2 separate regions of the Homo sapiens genome follow, and region 1 is linked to region 2. Evidence: chromatin loops called from intact Hi-C (ENCODE). Cell type or tissue: right lobe of liver. All regions are shown on one strand. Links, peaks and the distances in the headings refer to the core of each region. The heading gives the core; the rest is flanking DNA.

What was found. Peaks named below come from ENCODE experiments on the same cell type or tissue, not always from the same donor. Only the 100,000 strongest peaks of a DNase experiment are listed, where the experiment ranks them.
Region 1: it touches region 2 in a loop (3-fold over the local background); 4 of 110 quality-filtered maps call a loop at or near these places.

Annotation. Positions count from the first base shown.
Region 1 is chr6:170,215,816-170,230,902 of GRCh38, forward strand. No RefSeq gene overlaps it. Among named protein-coding and RNA genes, the nearest start is that of LINC01624, 49 kb to the right of the region's middle. RefSeq lists enhancers at 6,698-7,679, 9,642-10,622 and a silencer at 10,474-10,692. In right lobe of liver, for the core only: no CTCF peak of the experiment used is centred there; DNase peaks (open chromatin) are centred at 9,626 and 10,496; H3K27ac peaks cover 2,839 bases.
Region 2 is chr6:170,273,175-170,288,261 of GRCh38, forward strand. DLL1 (delta like canonical Notch ligand 1) reads right to left here. Exons shown (of 11, transcript NM_005618.4): 4 at 15,065-15,087; 5 at 13,064-13,124; 6 at 12,395-12,525; 7 at 12,080-12,249; 8 at 11,745-11,961; 9 at 10,057-10,855; 10 at 9,814-9,931; 11 at 9,032-9,705. The coding sequence ends at 9,700. It overlaps LINC01624 (long intergenic non-protein coding RNA 1624), which reads left to right. Exons shown (of 2, transcript NR_104177.1): 1 at 1-2,256; 2 at 6,035-6,295. LOC285804 (a long non-coding RNA gene) reads right to left here and starts at 3,588. Exons shown (of 3, transcript NR_126021.1): 1 at 3,511-3,588; 2 at 2,157-2,414. RefSeq lists an enhancer at 8,970-10,169. In right lobe of liver, for the core only: no CTCF peak of the experiment used is centred there; DNase peaks (open chromatin) are centred at 7,027 and 7,167; H3K4me3 peaks cover 777 bases; H3K27ac peaks cover 1,975 bases.

The DNA.
Region 1 (15,087 bases), core at 4,718-12,717, 56 kb before region 2:
CCCGGAAGGCAGGGAGCACTGGACTCCACAGCGGGAGTCAGTACTGAGAGACCCGGAAGGCGGGGAGCACTGGACTCCAGACGGGGAGTCAGTACCGAGAGACCCGGAAGGTGGGGAGCACTGAAGACTCCATACGGGGAGTCAATACGGAGAGACCCGGAAGGCGGGGAGCACTGGACTCCAGACGGGGAGTCAGTACTGAGAGACCCGGAAGGCGGGGAGCACCGAAGACTCCACACCGGGAGTCACTACTGAGAGACCCAGAAGGCGGGGAGCACCGAAGACTCCACACCGGGAGTCAGTACTGAGAGACCCGGAAGGCGGGGAGCACTGAAGACTCCACACCGGGAGTCAGTACCGAGAGACCCGGAAGGCGGGGAGCACTGGACTCCACAGCGGGAGTCAGTACTGAGAGACCCGGAAGGCGGGGAGCACTGGACTCCAGACGGGGAGTCAGTACTGAGAGACCCGGAAGGCGGGGAGCACCGAAGACTCCACACCGGGAGTCAGTACTGAGAGACCCGGAAGGTGGGGAGCACTGAAGACTCCACACCGGGAGTCAGTACCGAGAGACCCGGAAGGCGGGGAGCACTGGACTCCACAGCGGGAGTCAGTACTGAGAGATCCGGAAGGCGGGGAGCACTGGACTCCACACGGGAGTCAGTACTGAGAGATCCGGAAGGCGGGGAGCACTAGACTCCAGACGGGGAGTCAGTACTGAGAGACCCGGAAGGCGGGGAGCACTGGACTCCAGACGGGGAGTCAGTACTGAGAGACCCGGAAGGCTGGGAGCACTGGACTCCAGACGGGGAGTCAGTACTGAGAGACCCGGAAGGCTGGGAGCACTGGACTCCAGACGGGGAGTCAGTACTGAGAGACCCAGAAGGCGGGGAGCACCGAAGACTCCACACCGGGAGTCAGTACTGAGAGACCCGGAAGGCGGGGAGCACTGAAGACTCCACACCGGGAGTCAGTACCGAGAGACCCGGAAGGCGGGGAGCACTGGACTCCAGACGGGGAGTCAGTACTGAGAGACCCGGAAGGCGGGGAGCACTGAAGACTCCACACCAGGAGTCAGTACCGAGAGACCCGGAAGGCGGGGAGCACTGGACTCCAGACGGTGAGTCAGTACTGAGAGATCCGGAAGGCGGGAAGCACTGAAGACTCCAGACGGGGAGTCAGTACCGAGAGACCCGGAAGGCGGGGAGCATTGAAGACTCCACACCGGGAGTCAGTACTGAGAGACCCGGAAGGCGGGGAGCACTGGACTCCACACCGGGAGTCAGTACTGAGAGACCCGGAAGGCGGGGAGCACTGAAGGCTCCACACGGGAGTCAGTACCGAGAGACCCGGAAGGCGGGGAGCACTGAAGACTCCACACGGGAGTCAGTACTGAGAGATCCGGAAGGAGGGGAGCACTGAAGACTCCAGACGGGGAGTCAGTACCGAGAGACCCGGAAGGCGGGGAGCACTGAAGACTCCACACGGGAGTCAGTACCGAGAGACCCGGAAGGCGGGGAGCACTGAAGACTCCACACGGAAGTCAGTACCGAGAGACCCGGAAGGCGGGGAGCACTGAAGACTCCATACGGGGAGTCAGTACTGAGAGACCCGGAAGGCGGGGAGCACTGAAGACTCCACACCGGGAGTCAGTACTGAGAGACCCGGAAGGCGGGGAGCACTGAAGACTCCACACCGGGAGTCAGTACCGAGAGACCCGGAAGGCAGGGAGCACTGGACTCCACAGCGGGAGTCAGTACTGAGAGACCCGGAAGGCGGGGAGCACTGGACTCCAGACGGGGAGTCAGTACCGAGAGACCCGGAAGGTGGGGAGCACTGAAGACTCCATACGGGGAGTCAATACGGAGAGACCCGGAAGGCGGGGAGCACTGGACTCCAGACGGGGAGTCAGTACTGAGAGACCCGGAAGGCGGGGAGCACCGAAGACTCCACACCGGGAGTCACTACTGAGAGACCCAGAAGGCGGGGAGCACCGAAGACTCCACACCGGGAGTCAGTACTGAGAGACCCGGAAGGCGGGGAGCACTGAAGACTCCACACCGGGAGTCAGTACCGAGAGACCCGGAAGGCGGGGAGCACTGGACTCCACAGCGGGAGTCAGTACTGAGAGATCCGGAAGGCGGGGAGCACTGGACTCCACACGGGAGTCAGTACTGAGAGATCCGGAAGGCGGGGAGCACTAGACTCCAGACGGGGAGTCAGTACTGAGAGACCCGGAAGGCGGGGAGCACTGGACTCCAGACGGGGAGTCAGTACTGAGAGACCCGGAAGGCTGGGAGCACTGGACTCCAGACGGGGAGTCAGTACTGAGAGACCCGGAAGGCTGGGAGCACTGGACTCCAGACGGGGAGTCAGTACTGAGAGACCCAGAAGGCGGGGAGCACCGAAGACTCCACACCGGGAGTCAGTACTGAGAGACCCGGAAGGCGGGGAGCACTGAAGACTCCACACCGGGAGTCAGTACCGAGAGACCCGGAAGGCGGGGAGCACTGGACTCCAGACGGGGAGTCAGTACTGAGAGACCCGGAAGGCGGGGAGCACTGAAGACTCCACACCGGGAGTCAGTACCGAGAGACCCGGAAGGCGGGGAGCACTGGACTCCAGACGGTGAGTCAGTACTGAGAGATCCGGAAGGCGGGAAGCACTGAAGACTCCAGACGGGGAGTCAGTACCGAGAGACCCGGAAGGCGGGGAGCATTGAAGACTCCACACCGGGAGTCAGTACTGAGAGACCCGGAAGGCGGGGAGCACTGGACTCCACACCGGGAGTCAGTACTGAGAGACCCGGAAGGCGGGGAGCACTGAAGGCTCCACACGGGAGTCAGTACCGAGAGACCCGGAAGGCGGGGAGCACTGAAGACTCCACACGGGAGTCAGTACTGAGAGATCCGGAAGGAGGGGAGCACTGAAGACTCCAGACGGGGAGTCAGTACCGAGAGACCCGGAAGGCGGGGAGCACTGAAGACTCCACACGGGAGTCAGTACCGAGAGACCCGGAAGGCGGGGAGCACTGAAGACTCCACACGGGAGTCAGTACCGAGAGACCCGGAAGGCGGGGAGCACTGAAGACTCCATACGGGGAGTCAGTACTGAGAGACCCGGAAGGCGGGGAGCACTGAAGACTCCACACCGGGAGTCAGTACTGAGAGACCCGGAAGGCGGGGAGCACTGGACTCCACACCGGGAGTCAGTACTGAGAGACCCGGAAGGCGGGGAGCACTGAAGACTCCACACGGGAGTCAGTACTGAGAGATCCGGAAGGCGGGGAGCACTGAAGACTCCACACCGGGAGTCAGTACTGAGAGATCCGGAAGGCGGGGAGCACTGAAGACTCCACACGGGAGTCAGTACTGAGAGACCCGGAAGGCGGGGAGCACTGAAGACTCCACACGGGAGTCAGTACTGAGAGACCCGGAAGGCGGGGAGCACTGAAGACTCCACACGGGAGTCAGTACTGAGAGACCCGGAAGGCGGGGAGCACTAAAGACTCCACACGGGAGTCAGTACTGAGAGATCCGGAAGGCGGGGAGCACTAAAGACTCCACACGGGAGTCAGTACTGAGAGATCCGGAAGGCGGGGAGCACTGAAGACTCCACACCGGGAGTCAGTACTGAGAGATCCGGAAGGCGGGGAGCACTGAAGACTCCACACGGGAGTCAGTACTGAGAGATCCGGAAGGCGGGGAGCACTGAAGACTCCACACCGGGAGTCAGTACTGAGAGACCCGGAAGGCGGGGAGCACTGAAGACTCCACACGGGAGTCAGTACTGAGAGACCCGGAAGGCGGGGAGCACTGAAGACTCCACACCGGGAGTCAGTACTGAGAGACCCGGAAGGCGGGGAGCACTGAAGACTCCACACGGGAGTCAGTACTGAGAGATCCGGAAGGCGGGGAGCACTGAAGACTCCACACGGGAGTCAGTACTGAGAGATCCGGAAGGCGGGGAGCACTGAAGACTCCATACGGGGAGTCAGTACTGAGAGACCCGGAAGGCGGGGAGCACTGAAGACTCCACACCGGGAGTCAGTACTGAGAGACCCGGAAGGCGGGGAGCACTGAAGACTCCACACGGGAGTCAGTACTGAGAGATCCGGAAGGCAGGGAGCACTGAAGACTCCACACCGGGAGTCAGTACTGAGAGACCCGGAAGGCGGGGAGCACTGAAGACTCCACACCGGGAGTCAGTACTGAGAGACCCGGAAGGCGGGGAGCACTGAAGACTCCACACCGGGAGTCAGTACTGAGAGACCCGGAAGGCGGGGAGCACTGAAGACTCCACACCGGGAGTCAGTACTGAGAGACCCGGAAGGCGGGGAGCACTGAAGACTCCACACGGGAGTCAGTACTGAGAGATCCGGAAGGCAGGGAGCACTGAAGACTCCACACCGGGAGTCAGTACTGAGAGATCCGGAAGGCGGGGAGCACTGAAGACTCCACACCGGGAGTCAGTACTGAGAGACCCGGAAGGCGGGGAGCACTGAAGACTCCACACCGGGAGTCAGTACTGAGAGATCCGGAAGGCCGGGAGCACTGAAGACTCCACACCGGGAGTCAGTACTGAGAGACCCGGAAGGCGGGGAGCACTGAAGACTCCACACGGGAGTCAGTACTGAGAGATCCGGAAGGCGGGGAGCACTGAAGACTCCACACGGGAGTCAGTACTGAGAGATCCGGAAGGCGGGGAGCACTGAAGACTCCATACGGGGAGTCAGTACTGAGAGACCCGGAAGGCGGGGAGCACTGAAGACTCCACACCGGGAGTCAGTACTGAGAGACCCGGAAGGCGGGGAGCACTGAAGACTCCACACGGGAGTCAGTACTGAGAGATCCGGAAGGCGGGGAGCACTGGACTCCACACGGGAGTCAGTACTGAGAGATCCGGAAGGCGGGGAGCACTGAAGACTCCACACGGGAGTCAGTACTGAGAGACCCGGAAGGCGGGGAGCACTGAAGACTCCACACGGGGAGTCAGTACTGAGAGATCCGGAAGGCGGGGAGCACTGGACTCCAGACGGGGAGTCAGTACTGAGAGATCCGGAAGGCGGGGAGCACCGAAGACTCCATATTCACCTGTTTTTGTTTTATAATTGGAGTCATCAGCAGACAGTGTTTTTTGTTTTGTTTTGAGATGGAGTCTCGCCCTGTTGCCCAGGCTGGTGTGCAATGGTGCGATCTCGGCTCACTGCAACCTCCGCCTCCTGGGTTCAAGCGTTTCTCCTGCCTCCGCCTTCCGAGTAGGTGGGATTACAGGCGGGTGCCACCACGTCCAGCTAATTTTTTGTATCTTTAGTAGAGACGGGGTTTCGCCATGTTGGCCAGGCTGGTCTCAAACTCCTAATCTCGTGATCCGCCTGCCTCGGCTTCCCAAAGTGCTGGGATTACAGGCGTGGGCCGCCATGCCCGGCCGAGTGAAGTGGTTTTAAAGATCCAACTATAGATTTGGCTTTAGAAAAGTAATTGCCAATCTTAGATGCAGAAGCCCAAGGCTTTGATGGCCAGAAGTGGCGGTGGGGGGTGGGGTTGTCGGAGGGGCTGGAGCCGCGCAGGAAAGCGCCTTTCCAGCAAGGGGCTGCTGCCGTCTGGTCACCTTTCCAGAACTCCGACTAAGAAAGTGAGGATAGAAATGGGACCGTAGACGGAGAGGATCCCAGAGGAAAGAGAAGTTTCAGTTAGAACGTTTTATTCAAACATGAAGGGGAAGTTCCACCCCAGTGAGCACTGGGAAGTGCGTTCTCAGACGGGGATGGTTAAGAAGCCACAGTGGTGTGCCCCAGAAACCAGTAGCGTGAGCCACAGCTGCCTAATCCGTGCACAATAACCTCGCTGCCCATTCGTCCACATTTTCCTTAGGTTTTCAGAGAAGTATAATTTTGTGAGAAAGTTGTTGCATTTGGACTTTTAGCCTGGGAACAAAAAGAAAGTCCAGTGGACTGTGTTAGCACGCTCGGGAACCCGCGGCAGGCGAGTGGCTGTCTGGCACACCAGGCATCGATCTCCGCAAAACGAACTGGAAAATGCTCTTCCCCAGAAGCGCAGCACCTGAGCGTGTGACGTGCACATGTTTGTGTGGAAGGCCCGAGACGCCATCCAACCCCGTGGCTCTCAAACCGGGTCTCCAGAACCACGGCCTCAGCAGCATCTGCAGCTCCCAGCGTTCCAGATTCTCAGACTCAGCCCTTACCCACGAGTCGGAAACGCTGAGGCTGGCTCTGGAAACCCGTGTTCTCCTGGGGTCTCCACCCTGACTCTGATGCACCTGAAATCTAAGAGCTGCTGCTCGAGTTTGACAGTTCTCACTCAGTCAGAACCACCTGGGGACGCTGTTGAAATCCCACACTGGGATCCTGTTCCCAAGGACCCTGTGCATTTTGTCCTGGCTGTCAGCGAGTTTTAAAAGCTCCCCAGAGGCGTTTACTGTGCATCCAGGGATGGGGCCATCAGCAGGGTGGCTCCGTGGTGGAAGCAGACCTCGCAGTTCGAATGCACAGCTCCCATTATCTCATGTAAAGAGACAGGTTTTGTGTTTTTGAGCCTTTTGGAAGAGAAGCGACATGGAGATCTAAAAGAGTATGTGGTTTATGAAAGTTCAGTTAAAAAATGGTTAAGATGGTAAATTGTATGTTATGTGTATTTTACCACAAGAAAAAATAGAGGAAAATGTAGGATATTAAAAACAGTACTACCTGGAATTTGTATGCACACAAGTAATTTAAAGTCCAAAATGACACAAACTCCCTGGGCCGCCTCTGAACCAATGTGCTCCTGAGCCCTCTTCGGCCTCCCTGGGTCACGTCTCTGCAGATTAGAACCATGCTATGCTGAGCCCACCTTCCTGTTGCCATTTTGTGGGGAAGGAAAACGAGTTTAATCTCTTTTCCTGACCCCACCCTCCTTTTCCATAGTGAACAACAACAGAAGTCATATAATGGAACTCAGAATTGATGGGGCCCACAGCATACCGAGGCTCATTAAGCAATAAAGATCGTGACTGAGAATATTGTTCACGATTAATGACAGGCTGGGGGCCGAAAACGCACAGCTGACGGCCAGGAAGCCCAGTTGGTGAGAACCCTGCCAAGCATCCCCCACAAGGCGGTCGGTGCCATTGTCAGCAGCAGAGGACGCAGACCTGGGCAGGGTCTCCTCCCTGAGAAGCCCGCCCTCCGCGCCCGCACCTCCCCTCTGTCTGCCGCGCCCCTTCCCCGCCGAGCCCATCTGCGGCTGCAGCCACATCCTGCATTCCACCCACTTAAAGCCTGTTGTGCAATCCCTTTGGACCGGTGGACACCTAATTAAAACAAATTAACGATCTGAAGCAGAAACTGTGTTTAATGAAGCCTCGCTCAGGCTTGCGCGTAGTGCCAGGGCTGTTTGCCTACAAATATTTACCAGCCCTTGGTGCGGAAGAAGCACGGCCACCTGTCCCCAGCCTTCCTTCCACCCGCAGGCAGTGCCAAGCAGGGTTCCTCCCACCATCGCCACCACGACCCCTGGTCCCCATGCCCATGGAGCTGCAGGAGCAGCATCCACCTCCCTCTGGCCTGCTCTCCCTTGGGCCAGGGTCCTGCCAGGCCTCTGCTGGCCAACCCTTCTGATCCAGTCTGGGTCCAGCTTTGGCAACCTCAAGTTCACCCAGCAATTGGGTGGGGCTTCCTGTGGGTAGGGCCAACAGCCAGAAAGCCACCTAGGGTTAAAAGTAAAAAACTTGTGATTATTTTCCCGAAACAGAGATGAGACCCACCTTGAGGGTACTTGCTTCGAGAATTGCCTCAACTCTCATTTCAGGCCTGGTAAGATGGTGCGATTATTATAACAAAGAAGAAATAATTTGTTTTAAAGACAAATGGAAGGAGAAAGAGGAGAGGGGAGAGGAACCTCAAAGAGAAGGCGAGAACTAAGGTAGAAAGGCGGCCCAGGACAGCAGGAAGTGGACCAGCCGAGGGAGGCAGGAGGATGCCCCAGAGCCCTGACCTCCATCCGTCTCGAGTTCTTGGCCTCATCTGCCTCCTTCCCAGCATCTCACCTGACAGTGACTCTGAGGAGCACCTCCAGCCGGGGGCCCCCAGATCCGCACACTGTTCCCACCACGAGACCCTGCACACCCGGCTGCCCAGGTGAGGGCTCAGCTGCTCTCAGCCCTCCACGCGGCACAGGACTCCGCAGCCGTGAGCGTGAGTAATTCCAATGTCAGCCCCACAAGGCAAGGCCCAGAGGGAGCTCAGGGTGAGCCCCCTTCCACAGACAGAGTCCCTGAGCCACGCAGGAAGCCAACAGTCTCTGCAGGATCACAGACAAGGTGTAGAGCAGGTGCAGAGCTCTGTCACTGCTCCCAACATGCCCAGGATGGGATGGGATGAAACGGCCTCTCCACCAGGTGCCCAGGGCAGGGCCTGAGTCCACAGGACTGTCAGGGCCCCACAGAAATGTTTTCATCCCTTTTAAAATAAGAAGGAAGAAAACAAACTGGGAGGTAGAAGAAAATGTTTGATTGTATACAAATGTATTCATGTTTTTCCGATGCGGTTGTAAAATGTCATTTTTAATCTTTCTTATGGAGGGCAGGCCCTGCAGCAGCAGCTCTAGGGGCCAGGCCTGTGTGTCGCTTCCAGGACACTTCCTGGGCCGGCAACGACAGCACCAGGCAGCCAGCAGGGAGGCCAGCAGCCTTCCTTATCAGCCGCAGCCTGTGGTCTGGGCCTCTCCTCTAGAGTTGCCCCTTCCCCTTAAAAGAGCGTCTGTGCTGACAGTAATGTCTGGGCTGGCCCCTGGCCCATACTCTAAAGAAGACAGCCCCACTGCTGCCGCACACAGGCAGGCAGGTCGCTACCTGTCAGCTCAGGTCCCTGGAGACTCTGTGGCCCCACTGACCACCCCTGCCTCCTGGGCCCCGCTGGGGACAGGGCCGACACACGTCCATGCCTGCCTCTCCTTCCACACTGTCCCCGCTTCCCTCTGCCCTGCATTCCTGGTCCCTGCCTGCAGCCCCGAATTCCTGCAGTGTGCGAGGCAGCATGTGCATAACTCTGGAATTCACTTTCTCATCTGCCTGTCACAGCCTGAGCCCGTGAGCCCGCAGGGCTCAGCACAAGTCCCATCTGCTCACCGGGCAGACGCATGGCAGGCTGTGACTCAGGAGAGGGAAGTCCCTGGGCTACAGACTATTAATTGTAAACCCAGGAGGCCAGGTGACACCCTATTCTGAACATCAAATAAGGGAAAATGAATGCATCGCATACTAGGCAGGCCAGCTCCCAGGTGCTCAGGCAGGACACGGCCATCCCTGGGGTTGGTTCTCCCTGTGCCTGGCACTCTCCTCTCCAGGTGCACCAGAGCTGACTCTGCACTGCCAAGTGGGCTTGGGGAGCACTGCACCCCACAGGAATGCTACCTGCTGGGAAGGGCACAAGAAGACAGGAAGCCATCAGCCACACAAAGGGACAGCCTCCAAAATCAACACGTTCGGAATCAGCCACGCAAAGGGACAGCCTCCAAGATCAATACGTTCACAAGAAACCAGCAGCCGAAAAGAAGACTTTACCTCGAGCCATTCCGGGAAGCACGAGTCACTCCCACTTCCAGGCACACACCAGCATTTACCTGGTTTGGAGCTGCCCAGCCCAGCCCAGCACTCTTGCCAAGGTACCAGAGCCTGGAGGAGGAGAAGAGGTGCCTGGCCCCACTGTGCTGTGGGACGGGCAGGGCTGACACACATGTGCCACTGTGTTGCACAACCACAGCCTAGCGGGCTTCCTCTGCCTTCACCCAACCCGCTAAGGACATTGCTGAGGTCAAACAGGTCTTACATGCAGTTTTTTGGACTCCTGAACTGAATGGACTTCGTAAACATAGTTTACTTCTTAAATTTAGTCTTTTATCACGTTCTTCCAGATAGAGAACGGCTCCCTTAGGGACACCTAGATCATGTTTCTCCCAACCAGCCATTGTTTGCCGGAAAACCCAGCTCATGGCCACCACCTCCACAGCGCAGCATAATATCCATGTGAACCGGTTAGTGCTGTTAGCATTAGAAATGCCGGATTCTTAATGCTTAGAGCTGAAAGCGACCGTCCTCAGGGCCAGCGCTGTCACCTCACACGGGAAAAGCACGACGCATCACGTGCTCTGAGGTCAGCCCTGCTGTCTGTGCAGCTCCACCTCCAGTCTCACCATCCCCACAGCCCTGCCCCAGTAAGTTCACTGGACGCTGGATGCTAGATGCTGGCCTCGTCCGCTTGTAGCCTTCACCCCTGCCTTCCGAGTATTGTCAAGTGAGAGGCCCGCTCACATCAGTGAATGCCCGGTACTGCAGGAGGAATCGTGATCTGAACAATCAGATTTGAATATCTTTCATAAGCCTTCTTTCTAAATCTCCAGCGAGCTCACACTTGCCTGATGGAATCTAACCGTCATGCCCTCCCCGTCTTGGCACCCCAACAACTTTTGCAATATTATCATGACCTGGCAAGAATGTGCTGTTTGCAGATGCAGGCGACCGCGTGTTCTTTGTTGACATGCCAAGCAAAGGAGGCTGGAAGAGGAGCCCTTCCAAGATGCCACCTGCAGTTCTCACTGCTCTCGTCACTACATTAAACATATTTGGCCGCTGTTAGTCAGTTCGGATAAAAATACAAGTAGATTTCAGCCGTGTTTGGTAATTCCTAAGAGAAGGTTCACTGAGTCCCACGAGGGGCACCAAGACACTTTATCCCCCAAGACGCCCACCAGGAAGACAGGTGCTCCATGTTCCGCTGGTTTCCACCTCACACTGTGAACGGTGGTTTGTGTTTTTCAACAACACCCAAGGCTTTTTTTCTTTTGCCTTATAAGGAGTACTTTCCCCACGTGGTCAGCAGTGTAGGGACTGGTGTCCTCGACTGCGGAATCTGCAGGGCCTGTGCCCACTGCTCTCTCCTGCCTGTGTGTGGGCCTGACCTGGGGCCCCCTGCTCTGGATATGCCCAGGACTTCCCCTTGGTGTAGCCCCGGAAGTCCTGTGTCCTGGAGCGAGGCCTCTGTGCCAGGCAGACCAGGGTGGTTGGTGGGGTCCTGTGCCGACCTCCTAAAATCACGCCCCCTTCCATTTGTCTTATAGCAAACAGATTTTGACAACACAAAGCTTTCTTTAGAAATTTAAGGTTGGGCACGGTGGCTCATGCCTGTATTCCCAGCACTTTGAGAGGCCAAGGTGGGCAGATCACCTGAGGTCGGGAGTTTGAGATCAGCCTGGCCCACATGGCAAAACCCCGTCTGTACTAAAAATACAAAATTAGCCAGGTGTGGTGGTGCGCACCTGTAGTTCCAGCTACTTGGGAGGCTGAGGCAGGAGAATCGCCTGTACCCGGGAGACCAAGTGAGCTGAGATCGAGCCACTGTAGTCCAGCCTGGGCAACAGAGCAAGACTCCACCTCAAAAAAAAAAAAAAATTAAAGTGCAATTTTTAGTGAAGGCTAAAGAAAAATGGTGGGAAGAGCTGAGGGATGTGATCTCAATCCTGATGAAGGCCTGAGAAGAGCCATCAAAGGAGTCAGAACCAGAATGGGATTCTAAGGAGCTCTGGGGCCCCTCCCTCGTCCTCAGAATGCATGGCTTTTATTTACACGTGACGTAGTCTGCATTTGCCGGGGGACTGCTGGGACACTCCAGCAGGTTTTCCATCTCGAGTTCCTGTAACCAGCAGCGAAGGCATCAGAACGGCCACACATTACCAAGCTGGGGTGCATCCTGCCTGGTGGCTTCGCCCTGATCCTTGCTGCGTGGCCTCAGCTCTTCTCCCTCAGGAGCTGCAGGGGCTTTGGTCCCTGCCCCCTGTGAGACTGAGGCACCAACAGCTGCCTGGTTCTCAGCACTTACTGGGATTGAGTTGAACATCACATCAAAACTTGCAGAGAGCAGTGGTCAGCGGCCCCCAGGCTGGGCTAGTGCCGGTGACTCAGCCCTGAGCACGCAGGAGGCAGCCTGCCTGTGCCCGGCCCAGGGCCCTGGGTTTCCCCTTTGCTTTGTTCCCCAGGGGGTGCTGGCTGGCACGCTGTCTTGGAGGGGCAAGGAGACGCCAGCCCAGGCAGTTTCCAGGGCAGGCCACAGCAATGCCTGGCGTGCGTGGCGGTGAGTGTGGCCATCTGGTCATTAGGGCCGAGCTGCTGCCAGCGCCAGCGGCTCTTTCTCCGTCTCATTCCAGGGGCTTTGGAGCCCACGACAGAGATCCTGGGGAGAGCCTGGCTAAAGTTCATTCTCATGTCTTCTCCATCTTGGACAGAGAGAACGACTTGCACTGTGGGAAGATGTACACCTGTGCATGTGTGTTCTTGCGTGTGTGTGAAGACTAAGACACCAGGTGTCAAGGACAGCAGGAGAGTGAGGAGCCAAGGGCGACATGGACCTCAGAGTCCCAGGGAGCAGGAGTTGCAGGAGGAGGAGCAGAGGCCAGCTAAGGGCGGAAGACCAGGACCTCGTGCGAAGCAGAGGGTAGGGAGGCCCAGGGCAGTGGCCACAAAAACCAAACAAGGGACAAATTCTGCCCTGTGTTGCCGAGGAGAGAGGCTTCGAGCTTTGTTCCCCACGGGAGCTGTCATTGGAGCAAGGGGACAGATGCAGGGGGCTCCCGCACTGGCTGTGCACCAGGCTCTCACCCTCTCCTCACCCACGCGCCAGGCTCTCACCCCCTCGTCACCAACCACACTTCTTGGCACGTTTTCTTGTTAATTTCTAGCACGCTGACTTCCATGATAAAAGCTGCCACACACTTCAGAGCTAGTAAGAATGAAGCTGTTGAGGGAAAATTTGCTTCTCGTAAGTGGGTAAACCCCAAGAGCTCAAGCTGATCAGGTCCCGGTGGATAACACACCTCCTGCAGCTGAGCCTCCCACCTCACTCTCAGCCACTCACAGAGGAAGCCACTGATGCGGACGCTGAAGGTGTCCCCCAGACCCTCAGCTCCCTCCAATGAGCCCCCAGAGCAGGAGGCCTGGTCATCCACCCCCGTGCACAGCAAGTCAGTGCTAATGTGCCCTCAGCCCTCAACTGTCCTGAAAAACATGTAACAAAACATTCAGAAAATGCATGCACCCAGGAGCGTTGCAGAGTCCATGACAAACATTCACCGCCACACTTTTTCAGGGAAGGAATAGGGGTTGGTAACACTCTCTGGTCCAGGGGCTCGGGGAGGTGAGGCGGCTTCTCCACACAGCGAGGGGTCCGCTCCAGCCAGCATGGTCTGCAGACCTCGCACAAAGTGCCTGGAAGTGCTCAGGGCCATCCGAGGGTGAATGTTCTGCTCCCTCAGCTATCCTTGCCCTTGGCACACCCGGGCTGCAGACGGCCGGCAGGGAAACCATGGAGGAGGCCACGCGGCAGTGCCGGTATCTGATCACTCACCCAGAAAGGAGGCAAGTGAGTGGATTGTCAGGTGAGTCGCAATCCTTTGGAAATCGTTCATCTTACCTAACATTTATTCTAACTCCCTCTGAACCAGGCCTCCCCTGCCCTGCTGGATAACAGAGAAGTGACAGGCAGGACGTGGAATCCCACGCAGCTGTCCAGCCCTCCCCAGCACTCATGGCTTTGGGCTCCCAGACCTTGGCCCAAACCTGGAAATTTTACCATAGCCAGGGAAGAGGCTGAAAATACCACAAGAATGGAACCTTATAGCTCTTGGAGATTTCTGCTTCTAGCCGAGTGGGAACCAGGAAAGGCAGTGAAGCCAGCAGCCGTGTCCCGTGGCCTCCTGAGTGTGGGATCTGTCACTGAGACATCGGGGCACCAGGGCTCGGCGTATTGTCACCGCCACCCCACACTCGCCGCACTCGATGCTTCTCAGCCTGAATTGCAACGCCACATAGGTCTTCTGCTTCGGAGAAATAAACACGCTGAGAGAATGTGAAGGAGTTTTCCCTAGGGACACGGAAGAGGGTTCCGGTTATCTTGCTCACTTCCCAGCAAATTCTGTTCAGGAGCCAAATGCCCTGATAGGACAGAGACCTTAAAAATATGGGCCTAGTTGCTGCTGCTGTGTTTGTTCTGGAAGCTTCCAGACCCTGAGGGCCGGCAGCTCTGGTCTCAGGAACCTGGCTGTGCTCCGCCTGCCCTGGTGTGGGTCACTGCAGCCAGGAGGAGGATGTGTAAAACCCTCCCTGGGGCCACATAGTGGAAAGAGAGGTGTCCCGCCCAGCAGGGCAGTTTTGCCCCATCAGCCCAGGGACTCAGGGACACCCAGGAGCAAAAGGAGCCACGGCCACTCACAGTGCCACGAGGAGTGAGTTACAAGGCCGGGGAGAGTCACACAGCCACGGAGCATCAGTCACACAGCTGCAGAGCATCAGTCACACAGCCATAGGGAGTCACACCGCCACGGAGAGCCACACGGCCGTGGAGAGTCAGTCACACAGCCATAGGGAGTCAGTCACACGGCCTCGGGGACTCAATCAGACGGCTGTGGAAAGTCAGTCACACCACAACGAGTAAGTCTTGCAGCCGCAGGGAATCAAATGACAGCAGGGCAAGTGACACCTGATTGGAAGCCAGCATTCCAGGGCACTGGAGGTGGTAGCTCAAGCTCTACAGCTGGTGGTCCCTGATGGCCGCAAGAACAACCCCTCGAGGCTCCGCTGCACCCCCCAGCTTTGTGCCAGCCAGCGTGCGAGTGTGGGCGCCGAGTGTGCTTTGGCCCGATCCTGGAAAACGAGGCAGCTCCGATGCCGAGATTCATATCTTGATGCCAGACAGGGCCCTGCACGTGCCAAGTGGGCTGAGTGGGTCTTGAGGGGCTGGAGGGACCCAGGCGGGTGGCTTTGCACCCAGACGAAACACATGGGTGAAAAGGCAACTGACTAAATCCCGGCTTCTTCAGAGCTATTTGTAGATGGCACACTTGGCACCCTCAGTGGGAGTGTGTGCCAGCCTACGAGGAGCCCAGGACCTGCGTGGGGGCCTTGCAGCCCTGTCAGCCTGCAAATCTGGCTGAGAAATCACGTCATTTTGTGTGTCTAGAATAAACTGTATTCAGGTTGGAGTGAAGTGCATTGCATTTTCGTGATGAAGGCCATGAACTCTGAGTTACACGACAAGTATTT
Region 2 (15,087 bases), core at 3,774-11,773:
TGAGGCATCGTATTGAGTTTAGTTTCCGACTGATTGCTAAATGCCTTCACGCTGCGTGGATATTGCCCAGCTCTGCCTCCCTTGCTGCAGGTGCCCTGTGGATGCTGAGCTTCCACGGAGGGGCTGCTGCCCCCTCTGCCCCCACAGCTCAGCTCGAGTTCACCAGTGGGGAAGGCCGAGGGCCTGTGGAACGAGGGCTCCGTTCCCCCACCGCAAGGAGTGAACGGCACCGAGGTTCCCGCCGCCGAGCCGCAGCGCTGTGCAAGCCCCCGATGGGCGACGGACACCAGGCCCCAGCCCAACGCGCTTCCTTTGGCTCCTCCTGAACTGGGGGGGGGGCCTCGCACCCGCCTTGCCAGGGCCCTGGCATCTGTCTCACTGGCCTTTCTCACCTGGTATTCCAGTGAGGAGGGTGCTTCAGTTTTACTCCCTTTGAGAGGCAAGATCTTCTCAACCCACAAGAAGAGGCGACCAGGTCCTGGGTGACTGTCGAATAAGCCTGGTCCAACTGGGAACAAGTCTTCTGGGCCCTAATTTCCCACATGGTGTTCTTGTCTGACAAAATCACAGCCTTCCACGTTCAAGAATCTTCATTCATCTCTCTCTTTCAGCGAATGTTCCCTAAGCTCTCCCATCACTGAGCACTGCTGCCAACAGCCCAGCTGCATGCTACCACTTTGGTTTGATGGAGAGAAGGGCTCAGAACCTCGTGCAAGTGGGAGGCAAGCACAAGTACAAAGGCATCTTCCGGAGCCAAGGTGGGGGCGCAGAGGGCCTGTCTCAGTGAGATCCCACTGTCTTCCAGGGTTTGCCACCGCAGCAGTAAGCCCTGGAGTGGCCCCACACCCTAAGATCCACGGGGGAAAAGGTGGATGTCTCAGCATGGGTTTGTAACATTGTTCTCTTAAATAAGCAGAGGATGCAGAATTAGGAGCAAGCATTCCGAGGGGTGGCCAGCTGTGGCTTCCGAGGGGCACCTGACCTCCCATCTGCCTTCTGAGCACCAGCTGCCCCAGGTGAGGTGTGTGGAGTTCCACAGCTACGATGAGCCGTCGCCATGGAGAACAGCAGCTCACGATTGCTTTGATTTAAATTGAATTAAGGTGAAAATGAATCAGGGCATAACTCTCTTCTTTCAGCCAGACGTCTTTCTGAACCGGTGTATATATGACTTAAAAAAGTCACGAGGGTTTTGGGCCCAGGGATCAGGCAGGAAGGAAAGGCAGTGCCGTGCAAGGAGGGGTGGGTTAGAAATTGTATCCAGAACCGCTGTGGCTTGTACTGAAGGAAGAAACTTCGTAGTTCTGCTTCTATTTCTACCACAACACCAAGGAAGGTGTGTGGGGTGGGGAGCAGGTACACACAGGTCCTTGGTATTACCAGTGGTCCAGGATTGTATAATTCCGCTTATTCTACCCATCCCACAGCCTGACCCTGACTCAAGTCCTGCAGCCCCTTGGTGCCCTGAGCCCCCTCCCCTGCCTGTTCCTAAGCAATCAATCACCCTAAGACCCCGTTCTAGGTTTCAGCAGATGATGACGAGTTAATCAGACAAATAAGCCATGGGGTAGGCAGGGGTTGTGGGTGCTGCTTCCTGGTCCCTCTGGCAAACCAGAAGGGAGCTGCCTCCCTGCGGTCCCCACCCTGTCTCCAAGCTTCCCAGCAGAGCCCCACATCCAGCAACTGGGCCCAGCTTTAACCAGACGGAGGAGCAGCCTGACGTCCTGCCAGCCCCAGAGACAGATGTGGGCACAGGAAGGGAAGGCAGGGAGGAGAGGAAGCCAATAAAAAGTGTTAGCATCCGTCAGGGTGACCCTTTGCAGAACCTGCGTCAGCCTGAGGACGCAGGGAAAGGCTGCGCGGGAGAAGCCGCTGTTAGCATCTGCCAGGGTGACCCTTTACAGAAACTGCGTCAGCCTGAGGACGCAGGGACAGGCTGTGCGGAGAAGCCGCTGTTAGCATCCGTCAGGGTGACCCTTTACAGAAACTGCGTCAGCCTGAGGACGCAGGGACAGGCTGTGCGGAGAAGCCGCTGGCCTTTGCCGCTTGAAAGCTGGGTCCCTGCGGCCTCCTCACCCCAGGGCTCCCTCAGAGAAATTCTCATAGAACCCCTAAGCAATACGCGGGGAAAGAACGGATGCCACCCGGAAGCATGCCGAGGAAGAGTCCATTCATGGGAACTTCCAGAGCCGGTCACAGAGGCCAGATCCACGATCAGGTGCATGGCAGGGGCTTGTCCGCAGGACCGGAACCTTGGTGAGCATCAGCGATGGGCACTGTGTTTCCCCAAGAGTGACCTGGGGTGCCTTCAGGCCAGGCGCAGCTTCTACTCCTCATTTATCTCCACCACGCAGAGCAACGTGCGGCACAGACGAAGCACTCAGGGAACATTTAAATGAGTCCGTGGGATGCACCTAAAAGAAATAGAGGTTTCCAAAGAATAAGCAGGTACAAGTTAGACCCCACAAAAAAGATAGGCAGGCAGGCATTTGTTAAGTCCATTTCATTTCACCCTAGGGTTTTAACATCAAAGTATCCCTGTAATGAAGAGGCATTTTGTTACCCAAATTCTCATGTTCTTCAAGAGGGAGTAGAAAGGAAAAAAAGATGAAAAGGGAGAAACAGTACAGCCCCTACCTTCAAACTTACTACCCCCACCATACACACACACAGACACACACACAGTAAATGACATGGATATTTATCCAGTCTGCCATAAGACACCTGGCCCCACCTTATAAATGAGGGAAGCCTGGGCCAGCACAGTGGCTCTCAACTATAAGCTCAGTCTTTGGGTGGTCAAGATGGGAGGCTCACTTGAGCCCAGGAGTTTGAGACTAGCCTGGGCAACATGGCAAAACCCCATCTCTCCAAAAAATACAAAAATTAGCTGGGCATGGTGGTGGCACATTCCTGTGGTTTCAGCTACTCAGGAGGTTGAGGTGGGAGGATCCCTTGAGTCTAGGAGTTCAAGGCTGCAGTGAGCTGAGATTGTGCCACTGCACCCCAGCCTGAGCAAAAGGAGTAAGACCCTGTCTCGAAAAAAAAAGAGGGAAGCTCGGTGCTGGGTATGTCAGAGATGGAAAGACTCTTTCCAGTCTTTATGTCTCATTGGACAACGTGAAGATTCAACTTCCAGGGCTGCTCAGTAGAGCCAAGTCTGGAAAACAAGCTCGTGGGCACCACATCACAAGCACGTTTTCCCTGGAGCCCGCGTTGTCACTACTGTATTCCCAACTCCACTCCGAGGGCCTTTCAGGGTGGAGGAGAGAGCTGTGGCCAAAGGCAGTGAGAGGCAGAACCCCCAGCCCAAAAGCCAGATTTCAGCCTCAGGGACGAGCCAGGGCTCACCACCCCCGCGACACCGCAGGCCTCTGTGCGGAGACTGTGCTCAGGCCCAGCGCTTGCGCTGGAGAAAAGGCGGAGACATTCAGAACCCAGGGGATTCCAGGCTGCCTTCTCCACAAGGGTCAGGTTTGTGGAGGAGAAAGGGGAAGATTCTCCACCCACCAGGCGCCTCCTGGACTGTCAAGAACTAACAGGGACTAGATCACCCGAAATAGCAGATCAAATTGAAACAGCATACTTAGCTTTTGGAACGAACCACGAAGCAGGCAGGAGGACCGGAGATTGCAACATACTGACCTTCCGAGTCCTGTTTGGGTCAGTTTGTTAAAATTAGTTTGTCCTCCCTGGAGACACGGCCAACGCAGCCTTTTCCGTGGCAGGAGTCCAAACACAGTCTCTGCTGCTCTCCACGCACGGCAATGGGAAGGCAGCCCTTTCCCCTCCATCACTCCGGGGAGCTCACGTGCGGACGGGGTCCTCTGTAGCATCTTTAAATTGGAGGTGACTTTGTACCGTTGGAGCCGGGGGCAGAGTCAGCAGTGACCTCAACAGTTAGGACCAGGATAAGTTCCTTCTGCTGAAAGAGGACGTTAAGATGAGAAGGGCTTGGCCGGGCGCGGTGTTTCACGCCTGCAATCGCAGCACTTTGGGAGGCCGAGACCATCCTGGCTAACACGGTGAAACCCAGTCTCTACTAAAAATACAAAAAATTAGCGGGGTGTGGTGGCGGGCGCCTGTGGTCCCAGCTGCTCGGGAGGCTGAGGCAGGAGAATGGCGTGAACCCGGGACGCGGAGCTTGCAGTGAGTCGAGATCGCGCCCCTGCACTCCAGCCTGGGCGACAGAGCGAGACTCCGTCTCAAAAAAAGAAAAAAAGAAATGCTTTTAGCGCACTTAGAGCATTTAGAGCAATGGGATGATTAATTCCATTTTCCATTTCGGGCCTCATCTCAAGTATTTTTATTTCTTTCTCTTCCTCACCTTCCTGCCACCATTTGTGGTGGCAAATGTGACATTTCACATTTACACCATTGTCCAGTTTCTCTAACAGCTTGACTTTCTGTGCTATAAACATAAACACTTCCCCTTTATCCCCTTTAACAAACTGCTGTCTCTCTAGGGGTATCTGCAGGCCTCTTTGACATTTTCAACATTAACTTTAAGCTACTGAGCAAAAAATGAGCAAAAAACCCAGTCAGGGCTAGAGTGTAATCATGACGAATAAACTGGGGGTTTCATGATATTTCTGACACCTGTTTGACTACAGAGACACTGAACTGTCCTCTGCCAGGTCCAGCCTGGGCTCTAGAGCCTGCGTCTGAGGCCCCTGCCCCACTCGTTGGGAGCAGCTCCAGGGCTCCCCCACCTCCCTTCCCTCTCCTGTTTCAAAAGTATTGACTTTGAGGATCAGAAATGGTCCTAACTGTTGCTTTTTCATTTTAACTAAAACTCTCAAATTTAGAGTGTTTTTCCCTTTTCAATACACCTTTTTAATATTGCTTTTTTTTTTTTTTTTAAGATGAAGTCTTGCTCTGTCCCCCAGGCTGGAGTGCAGTGGCGCAATCACAGCTCACTGAAGCCTCGGCCTCCTGGGCTCAAGCCGTCCTCCTGCCTCAGCCTCCTGAGTAGTTGGGACCACAGGTGCCACCAGCACACTCAGCTAATTCTTTTAAAATTTTTTTGTAGAGACAAGATCTAACTCTGTTGCTTATTGCATTTTTTTATTTCAAATGTTTATACCAAATTTTTTTCTAAGCTTCTAAGAAAGAGCTGAAATTCACAAAATCCAATTCATACTAATTCTAGAAGAAACAATACTTGCCCTTCTGCAGGTGAGCAATTCCTATTGTAAGCGTCTGACACCAGACGCCCTTCCCCCCTTCTTCCTTCCTTCCTCTCTCCCCCCACAGGTCAGGGTGGGACAGCGCAAGAGAGAAAGTTGGAGACACCACGAATCCCGTCACAAACACTCTTAGGCCACTTCCATAAAAGTGTAAGAGGTTCTAGGCATCAGGCTAAAGTACTGCTGTTGAGGTCCATAATGTCTACACCAGGGTGCCACTTGGGGGTTTGGCAAGGCAGGCTGAGGAGCAGGAAGTAGCAGATTCTGATCCTGTCTCTGAAAAGTGATTTTATTTGTTGAATATCCCAGCACTGAGCTGTGAATTAAGATTCACTAAAGGAATCAAGGTTCTTGTAAAATATCCAGGACCACAAAGCAGAGATATTTTTCCTTATGGTTCAATAATTTTAAAGTTCAAATTAACTTAAAACAGTAACATGCTTTTCGTGAATGGTGCTTTGACCATGGGTTTAGACACCGAGGAAGCAGAGGAAGTTGGTGCACAGGAAACAGCCTGGGAGGCCCTTGGCAGCTGAGGCACACGTCTGCACCTCTTGCCATGGAAGGTTGGCTTGTCTTCTAAAAATCGTATCCGAGGAAGATTCTACCACTTCCTCGATAAACCACTGACAGCCTTGAAGTTTTCTTCATGCCTCGATCCAACGAGAATGCCCTGTCCTGCAATTTTAGATGATTTCCTCTTACACTGACCTTATTTTCTTTGAGAACGTAATTAATGACATGAGTCTTGTCATTTTTCTTTTCTGTGCTTTAAAAAAAACAAAAGGTTCTGATGCTCATGTTGCAATACATTTTAAAATGCTGCTTCATTCTGCCTTCCTCAGGTACCTCACTCCGGATTCTATTAAAATCGTAATCTCTAGAAGATGGATTCAGCAAATGCCAGGCGTGGAGCCATGAATGTTTCCATAAGAAACAAGAAAAATAGAAAGAATGTGTGTTAGCCAGACGACACCTTGATGGCACCCCTGCCACCTCCCCAGCCCTCCTCAGTGGCAAAGTGATTTAGCTCAGTTGGGCTTCTCCAAAATGGAAATAGTCACTTGTTTGAGCAAATAAATGTAATGAAAGTTGTTCCGGAAAAATTCTAGTACTCTGCACTAATACATATCATCTTAAAAACTTATCTCTGAATTGTTTCCAAATGACAAATGTGTAAAGTTTCTAAGTACTTTTTGTTTCCTTATCCTTGTAGTGGAAGATACTACATTCAACACAGACGTACTGTGTGCCTCCTGCGTGTGAGGCCTGGTGCTCATGGCGCGTGTCCTTGCATGCAAAATTCTACTCTTCATCTTGACGTTTCTAGACATTCAGCTGTTCCTCAGGAAACGATTTACCTTCCCTCTGCCTTTTCTGTAAAATGCATGGACTGAGGAATTACTAATGCATAACACTTTGTTTGCTGGATACCAAGTAGACGCACTCTTACCATATACAGGGCTGTATCTAGGCAGCCAGTTATTAGAATAAAAACAGAATACTATGTTCATCCGCTCAGATAATCCCTGTGTTTGGCTTCATGTTATGGTTCGAAACTCCTAGTGACATTGGTAAGAGTGAACACGAGAATGAAGCTTCTTTCATGATGAAATGTCCTGAGTGTGTGTCTGTGTGTTCTCAAATTATAGCTCACATGGATAGAGAACGTTTTCTTGCTTCAGCCTCAAGTGGGGATTGGGTTGCAGTGGTGAACCAGGGCCAACACAGCCCGCCCTCTTTGAGGTTGCAGTCTCCTGGGACACACGCCCACTAAACAAACAGCTACACGAATTAATCATGCCACAGGGCAAACTGCAAGAGCACCATCACGTGCGGCAGGTAACCCAGGCGGGTCATTTTCGTGGCGGAAGAAGGTCACACTGGAAGTCACCAGACAGATGGAAGATCCCACTCAAAGTCGCAGAGTGGGGGCGGATGGAGAACCAGGCTGCCAGGGCGCTGGCTGGAGCCGAGCGGTAACAGACCCGTGGGAGAATAACGAAACGAGGCTCCAAGACAGGCGGGAGCCGGATGGTGCATGACCTGAGAGGCCAAGTCAAGGATTTTGAACTCCACGCTAAGAGCAGCCGGAAGCCGTTCGCTGGCGCCAGCTGAGCACATGCGCAGAACCGTGCCCTGAAAGGCACCGTCCCCTGCAGACGGGAGGAGGTGCTCCCAGCACTGCTGCAGACGCTGCCGTTTCCCTTTCAAGGACTCAGCAGAGTGGGCAATCACCTAGGCGCGCCACCAGCGAGCCTGAGACTCTGCTACCAGCGTCCTTGACCGGACTCCCGCTCTCCACCCAGTTTAATTGGCTTGCTTTTGGCCTTGTAAGATTTCTCATCTGCGATGTGCGTATGCAACCACAGCAAGCCTCCCTCAGATGCATTCTGCTGTGGGTCACGTCACAGACACGGCGGTCCATACACACCCGGAAACTGTCGTGTTTGCGTGTGCGTGTATTCACTGTATGGTCCGGCTTAATGCTTTTGCTTATGGGAAGTTTCAAACGTGTACGAAAGAGGAAAGAACACGGAAGTGAGCGCCCCCATGGGCCACTCCCAGCTGCAGCGACCCCCAGCAGTGCTCGTGGGACTCCCCGTGCCACCGTGCCCGCGGCGGGGGGCTCCGAATCAGTCCCAGGCCTCGTATTGTTTCATCCATAAATATTTCAGAATTTTCTCTAAAAGATAAGGTCTCTTTTTAAACTGAACAGTAATAACACATCACATCTAAACTATTTAGCAGGTGCACTTTAAAATCATGTGGATATCCCAGTCAGCGCTTACATGTCTCCAGTGGGTTCATAAAATTTTTAAACTGTTTGAAACAGGAACCAGATCCAGACGCTGCGATGGATTGATATGTCCGTGTCTCTTTGTATCTATGGGTTCCCCCTCACCATTTTCTTGTTTTTTCCTTGCAATTTATTTGGCTACAGAGTTCCCTGGATTCGGCTGCGCAGATGCGTGGGGCGTCGAGGAAGGAGTTTTCAGTCCCGTGTTTCCGTAACTGGTAATGAGACTGAGAGCTGTCATCGGATTCAAGCTCAATGTTCTTAGCAAAACACTTCTCCTCTTTGCTGGTGTTGCTGGCCTGGCATTTAACGTGCCCTTAATGCAAGGAGGAAATGCAAGCGGAGTCGGGTCTGAGGGGAGTGAGCGCCAGTGCCTCCGCGCAGCTCCTGCTACATCGGTCGCCCTCTTTCCATCCTGGGAACCGCTCAGCGCTTTGAGGTACGCGCAAGTTAAAAATGCAATCACTACCATAAGGAACCCGGGCTTAGCGGGGGGCAAAGCGGCAAATGAGGGGTCAGCCCACAGGGAGCCCGTGCGGTCCTGCTGAGCCAGCAGGCGGGACGCGCTTAGAGACGGGGCTGCCCACCGACGGGAAGCGGAGGAGCAGCTTCCGTGACTCCCACGCCCCGTCTGGGGCCATGTTGGCGTCAAACGGCGACAAAATCATGACAGCTGTGACCCACTGGGTACAAAATAACTCACAAGTCTACACTGACATGAATGAATGAATGAATGAATGAATGAATGAATGAATGAGGAACGCTCATTCTTTCTGCGGAAAGAACTAATAAATGCATGGGGGGATGGAATTAGAAAATCGCGGCTGCTTCATGCGCGTGCCTGCTCTTACCAAGTCACCTCATGATGGCCAGCAAGCAGCTTCCTGAGGGAGGAGAGGAACGGGCTGCTTCTCATGGATCCAGGGAAACCAAAGCCTTGAAAAGAGAAACACCAAGGCCACCTCTGCCCTCAGCCTCGCGGGCCGCAGGTGAGTGAGCACACCTCCGCTCTAAGGCAAAGCCAAGTAACTACGCCTTCTGGTTGTCATTCATAAAATTTATTTTGGAAAAATATTTTAAAAAGGAATTTCTTCATTAACAAAACAGTAAAAAACTCAAATAACATTTGCACAATATTCCATAAATACATTTATATACAAAAAAATATAGTCACATAGACCCGAAGTGCCTTTGTACATATTTACCAAAATTTAAATTATAAAAAACGAACATCACAAAATACTCAAGCTTTACAGATATCATGAAAAATATTTTTACAAATCCAAAAAATAACACACATCTTTTCCATCTAGAAAAAGCACATCTTCGTATCAAAAAGGACAATAAAGGCAGTGTTTGTGTTTCTAATTCAAGAAAAGACTGGCTCATAAGAATCCAAAATATACACTCAGGCAGTGCATGCTTCTTATGCGTAATTCAGTTCACCCATTTAAATATATATTCTCTTAAGAGCAACTGTCCATAGTGCAACGGCGACGTCACGGAAGGCAGTGCCGCAGGCGGCCGGGCCGCGACAGGCTGTCGGCAGGCGTCGAGGACCTCAGGAGGAGAACCTGCTCGGTCTGAACTCGGTTTCTCAGCAGCAGTCCACGAGGCCTCCCTCCTCTTCAGCAGCATTCGTTGGGGCATATATCCTTGGAATTTTACTTATTTTAAGAGAAACGGGAGTCTTGCCATCTCACTTCCATTTTACACCTGGGGGGCCACAAGACAAATGGGAAGTTAGCCTGAGACCGATTCCCGTGCTCCAGCTTCAGGTGCTCCCATGCCGAGGAGGAGGGAGCGGCTGCTGCCTGCACTGACCTCAGTTGCTATGACGCACTCATCCTTCTCCTCGGATATGACGTACACCGACTGGTACTTGGTGTCTTTTGAAGTTGAACAGCCCGAGTCCGGCCTTTTTCTTTCAGATGCTTCTCCACTAAAAGGAAAATAGAGAAAATCCACAATGAATGCATGAGAACATTTGGGAAGAGAAACGGAGCAGTGGTTCCAGGAAGACACCCCCCAGGTACCCCCTCCTGATGCCCGGCCCGCAGCACGCACCCCCTGAGTGTGGTCGGGGTCCCCTTCTCCTCCCCTGAGGAGCCCTGGGGCTGGCACTTGGTGTCACGCTTGCTGTGCGCGTCCCTGACGGCGGTGTCGTCACCCTTGAGGTCCTGCACGAGGTTATAGTCCACCGCTGGGTAGCGGGCCTTGAAGCCATTCTTGTCGGCGCTGTGGTCCCCGTGGAAGTCCGCCTTCTTGTTGGTGTTCTTGATCTGCGTGGCCCCGATGATGCTGACTGAGATGTCCTTCTCACGCTGGCAGTTGGCCAGGTTGTTCATGGTCTCCGTCTCCCCCCGGCAGGGGTCGGCTGGGGGCCGGTGCTTCTGCAGCCTCAGCCGGACGCAGACCACCACAGCGGCACAGCCCAGCAGCAGCATGAGGACAAGGATGACCCCGGCGCACACGGCCACCCAGGGGAATGGCCCGCCCTGGCCCTCTAGCTTCTCAGTGAGGTCCACCACCGCTGGGCCCGGGGGCAGCTCGGGGAGCAGGAACTGGCAGTTGGGACCCCCGTAGCCTCGGGCACACTCGCACACATAGCGGTGGCCCCTCTCGTGGCAGGTGGCCCCATTGTGGCAGGGTGCGTGCTCGCACCTGCTGACGGGGGCACTGCAGTTCCTGCCCGTGTAGCCAGGCGGGCAGGTGCAGGAGAAGTCGTTCACGCCATCCCGGCAGGTGCCCCCGTTGGCGCACGGGGAGGAGGCGCAGTCGTCCACGTTGTCGTCACAGTGCCTCCCCGAGAAGCCGGCCTGGCAGCGGCACAGGTAGGCATCACCGAGGTCCACACACTTGGCACCTGGAACACAGGGACATGAACATCACGTGTCTCCTCGTAGGTTTGTTCACCAAAAAGTCACTCTGAAGCATCTATCTGTCTGACACTGTAGAAACCAGACAAACCAAAGACAGTCTGTGGCCTGAATGAGTCCACAGCGCAAGGTGACATGGTTTAGGACCTCAAATACGAGAGGTGTCCAGGTCTAGCTCTACAAGTCAGAAACCACACGGCCAGCATCTGGACAGGCGCTGTGCAGAACACTCTGGTGGCTGCATTAGTCGCCACAACAGCCGGGCAAGAGCATGTGCCACTCGACCCAGGTTTCAGATGGGGAAACTGAGGCTTAACGAGGGTGTCCTTGCCCACAGTTACACAGCAAGTGAGAGGAGCAGGCACTGACAACAGGGGAGGGAGGGAGGGGAAGGATGACCATTCCGGAATGCTCCGGCACATCTGGGGCCCAGCTCTCCTTGCTGTGTGTCTCCTTTGGGCAGCCAGCCCCTCGCTGCTAGCAGGAGGCTCTCTGTCCTCACTCAGGGACACCCCCAACTACTGTGCTGGGTGGCCACACAGCTGGGCCATCCTCCCAAGCTGGAGTGGCCGGCACCTGTGGGCATCACTTACTGAACCTCAGGCGGCCGCAGGTGCCCGAAGCACCTTGTGGCCCTGAGCAAGTCATTCACTGCTTGGTCTAGGTTTCCACAGAGAACTTCATAACAAATGCCCTGGCCTCTCTCATTCCCCAGGCCTTTCCAGACTCAAAGATAGAGTTTCCATCGAGAATTCCTGGCGGTCTGGATAAAAGTGATTCATAAACTCGAGGTCACTCACAAATGCTTGTTTTTAATGCCACCTCAGTATTGACCGCTCGCCCGAGTCTCTGAGCAATCACCAGCTGCCCCCTTACCATTAGAACAGGGTGAAGAGCTGCAGTAGTCAATTTTCTTCTCACAGTTGAAGCCGGAGTAGCCCACGGGGCAGCGGCAGCTGTACCCTCCATCGGGGCTGTCTGAGCACCGACCCCCGTTAAAGCAAGGGCCGTCCGCACAGGTCATGGCACTCAATTCACAGATTTTGCCGTAGAAGCCGGGTGGGCAGGTACAGGAGTAGCTGTTCTCGAGATCCTACACGATGGAGAGGTCAGAAAAGGCTTTCCAAAGTTGCTCCAAGGAGCCCACACACTCCATTCAACACCAGGGCACCCCAGCTTCCGGGTGAGATGCCATGGAGCCTCCGACTCACCGTGCAGCTCCCTCCGTTCTTACAAGGGCTGGGGTCACACTCGTCAATCCCCAGCTCGCAGGTGGCACCTGTGTACCCAGGCCGGCAAGAGCAAGTGTAGCTCCCCTGGCCCGTGTTGGTGCAGGTGGCTCCATTCTTGCAGGGCTTATGGTGTGTGCAGTAGTTCAGGTCTGTGAAGGGTGGGGACAGGAAAAGTAGGAGATAGGAAGCTCGACATCAAATGCAGGAAGACTTTATTTTTCCAGTGATCAAACAGCCAGGGAAGTCCAGGGCTGCTCTGGAGGGAGCAGGCTGCCTCAGGGAGAGAAGGCTTACCCTGGTTGCAGAAAAGGCCCCCCCAGCCTTCCTGGCAGTTGCACTGCCAGGGCTGCTGGCAGGTGCCATGGAGACAGCCTGGATAGCGGATACACTCGTCACAGTACCGGCCCTGCCAGCCCACTCTGCACCTTGGAGAAAAGCAGAAGACTCAGATGGACGTTGACTGTTGCTGGCTTTGCAGTGGACATTCTCACCCTAGAAACCATCTTCCCGCAGCACCAGTGAGCCTCTGGTTCTCCAGATTAGCAGAACACTGGGTCACCTTGGGAGCTGCAGCCTGGGCCTGGGCCCCACCAGAGGTTCTGGCTTCTTGGGTGTTAGGGCAGCACCAGTGTCAGCATCTCAAAAATCACTCCCTGAGTGATTCTAGGATGAGGCAACATTTGAGAACCATTGAACTATACTATCATTTCCTGTGCCAACTCTTTTTAAACTACTATCTGTAAATTCTCATAGCCGTTAAGGGGCTTAGACGAATGACAACTCCATGACCTTACATGCTGCCAAACATTGATTAAGTAGAAACATGAGAAAACGGCCCCCTGTTCAATCAATCTTACTGGAGTTTTTCGAATGATCACCTAGGGCTGTTTTTACAAATACACCAGCTGTGAAAAGATAACAAGAAAAGGCAACAAAACAAAACACCACCTTGTGCAGACTTACTTGCATTCCCCTGGTTTGTCACAAAATCCATGCTGCTCATCACATCCAGGCAGGCAGATCGCTACAAGCAAAGGAAAAACAGGGTCAAGCCCCACGCCAAGTACGTCCCAACAGGGCTGCCGCCCTTGGGGCCAGGACACAACTCGCCGGCTTCAGTCAGCAAATCCCAGCTGAGTTAATCTTCCCAGGTTGTGGAGGACTGACCCCCCTGCCTAGTAGCCTGGGACTTGACTCAGCCCTGGGGATGAGCATTCTTCTTAACACAGGGGCTCAAGGACAAAAGGGCTCTCGGAAGCCCCCACCCCCACCCTATCCCCTTTTCTTCTAAGAGAGGGTCAGAAGTCTTCCCCCTCCTCCTCCCCCACTTCCCAATTCTGTGCACAAAGCTCCACCTCTTAATATCCCAGAAAGTGTGTGTGCAGATAAGAGTGGACAGCTGGTATGCAGGGTGCCAGGGCAGGACAGCTGCTCCATTGTCTGTCCTCCACGGCAGCTGCCCCAGCGCAACAATGCCGGCCTCCCCCGCGCCCCCGGCCCCACCTCCTCACACACACCCCTCGCGTGTACACACACACACACACACACACACGCACACGCACCCCTTCCGCCAATGGGAGCCGGCGGGTGTCCCTGCGCCTATCCCCGGAGAGATCTAATCTATGGCACGCGCGAGCTGGGGGCGGGGAGAGACTTCAGTGTTTGAAGAAAAAAGTTTAAGTTTCTGGCTACCCTGTGGTGAAGAGAGGCAGGGAGGAAGGGTGGGAGGCAGCAGACTGGCCAGAGGCTCCCGCAGGGCAGGGAGTAGACAGTGGGCTTGAGGCTTGGAGCTGGCTCTTGCTGCCTGGTTATGAAACTCATTAACAAGCAGCTCCACAAGTTGTTTTTTGTTTTTTTGTTTTTCCCCAGAACCAGTTCAGGCCAAGGCAAAGCTTAGAAGGAGCTCAGTAAGTTCCGGAGGGAATTTGGGAAGCTAAGGAGCAAGGACATCAAGGCACTCAGTGAATGGGAAGACCCACCCTCAACCCCAGGCACTACCCAGCTCCTGCCAGAGGTTCTGGGCCTCCCAGAGCCCCTCTCCAAGGTTGTCCAGTTCCAAGGAAGGAGAATGACAGTTCCCTGGAGTTTCTGGGCAGCTCCAGGACCTACCCAATCCCCAGCTGTAGAGAAATCCGGTACCAATGGGCTGGGACGGCCAGGCGTGCAGGCGAGGCCTCAGTCAGCTGGAGAGAGGGCTCCTGAGGTCCCCATGAGCCAGAACCAGGAGCCAGCACGGCCCCAACCCTGCCCTAGTCACCTGCCTGCCATGACATTGACACATCAATACCTAATAAGAGGCAGGTAGAGCCTCTGTCACTATTGGGAAGACATTGCTTCTCCAGACAAGGTGCTGCCTGAGCATTCAAGCCAGACGGGGCTGTGCACCCCTCGCCCACACAGGCCTTGGAGACCTGGCCTCAGCAGCCCACAGGAGTGAAAGCCTGCTCTCTGGCCAGCATAGACAGTGCGTGTCACAGGGAGTATCCGGAAAGGCGTTTGCTCCAGAGAGGTCAAGCACACCAGCTCCAGAGAGAAAATGGAACGTTTCCCAGTGTGATGCTGTTCCAGCACTGGGAACTCGGGTTGAAATGGTGCCCCTGACACACAAGCTCTCTCTGTGTTCCTCCCTTCCTTCCTCCTCTCCCTCTCTAATACACACACCCTGGGGGTAGCACTGGCTTTACTTCCTGACCCCTGGCCCTGTCTCTAAAATCCTCCCTGATTAAGAAAGGCAGTTCCGATAGTGGATAAACACAGCCTGGGATGTTAAAATGTCTGCGTTGACCCCAACCCCCCCACTGACGAGCTGTGACTTATAGCAATCCACTTCTGTCCTCTGGGCCTCAGTTTCCCCACCAGAACATCTCTACAGTCCCAAGCCCCCCGTGGCTCAGGAAGCCCCGTCCCTGCGCGCGGTCCGTGTTCGTGGACGAGTGAGCCAGCGGTGCCTTCCCAGAGACTCACGCTCTGTGCAGTAGGGCCCTTTC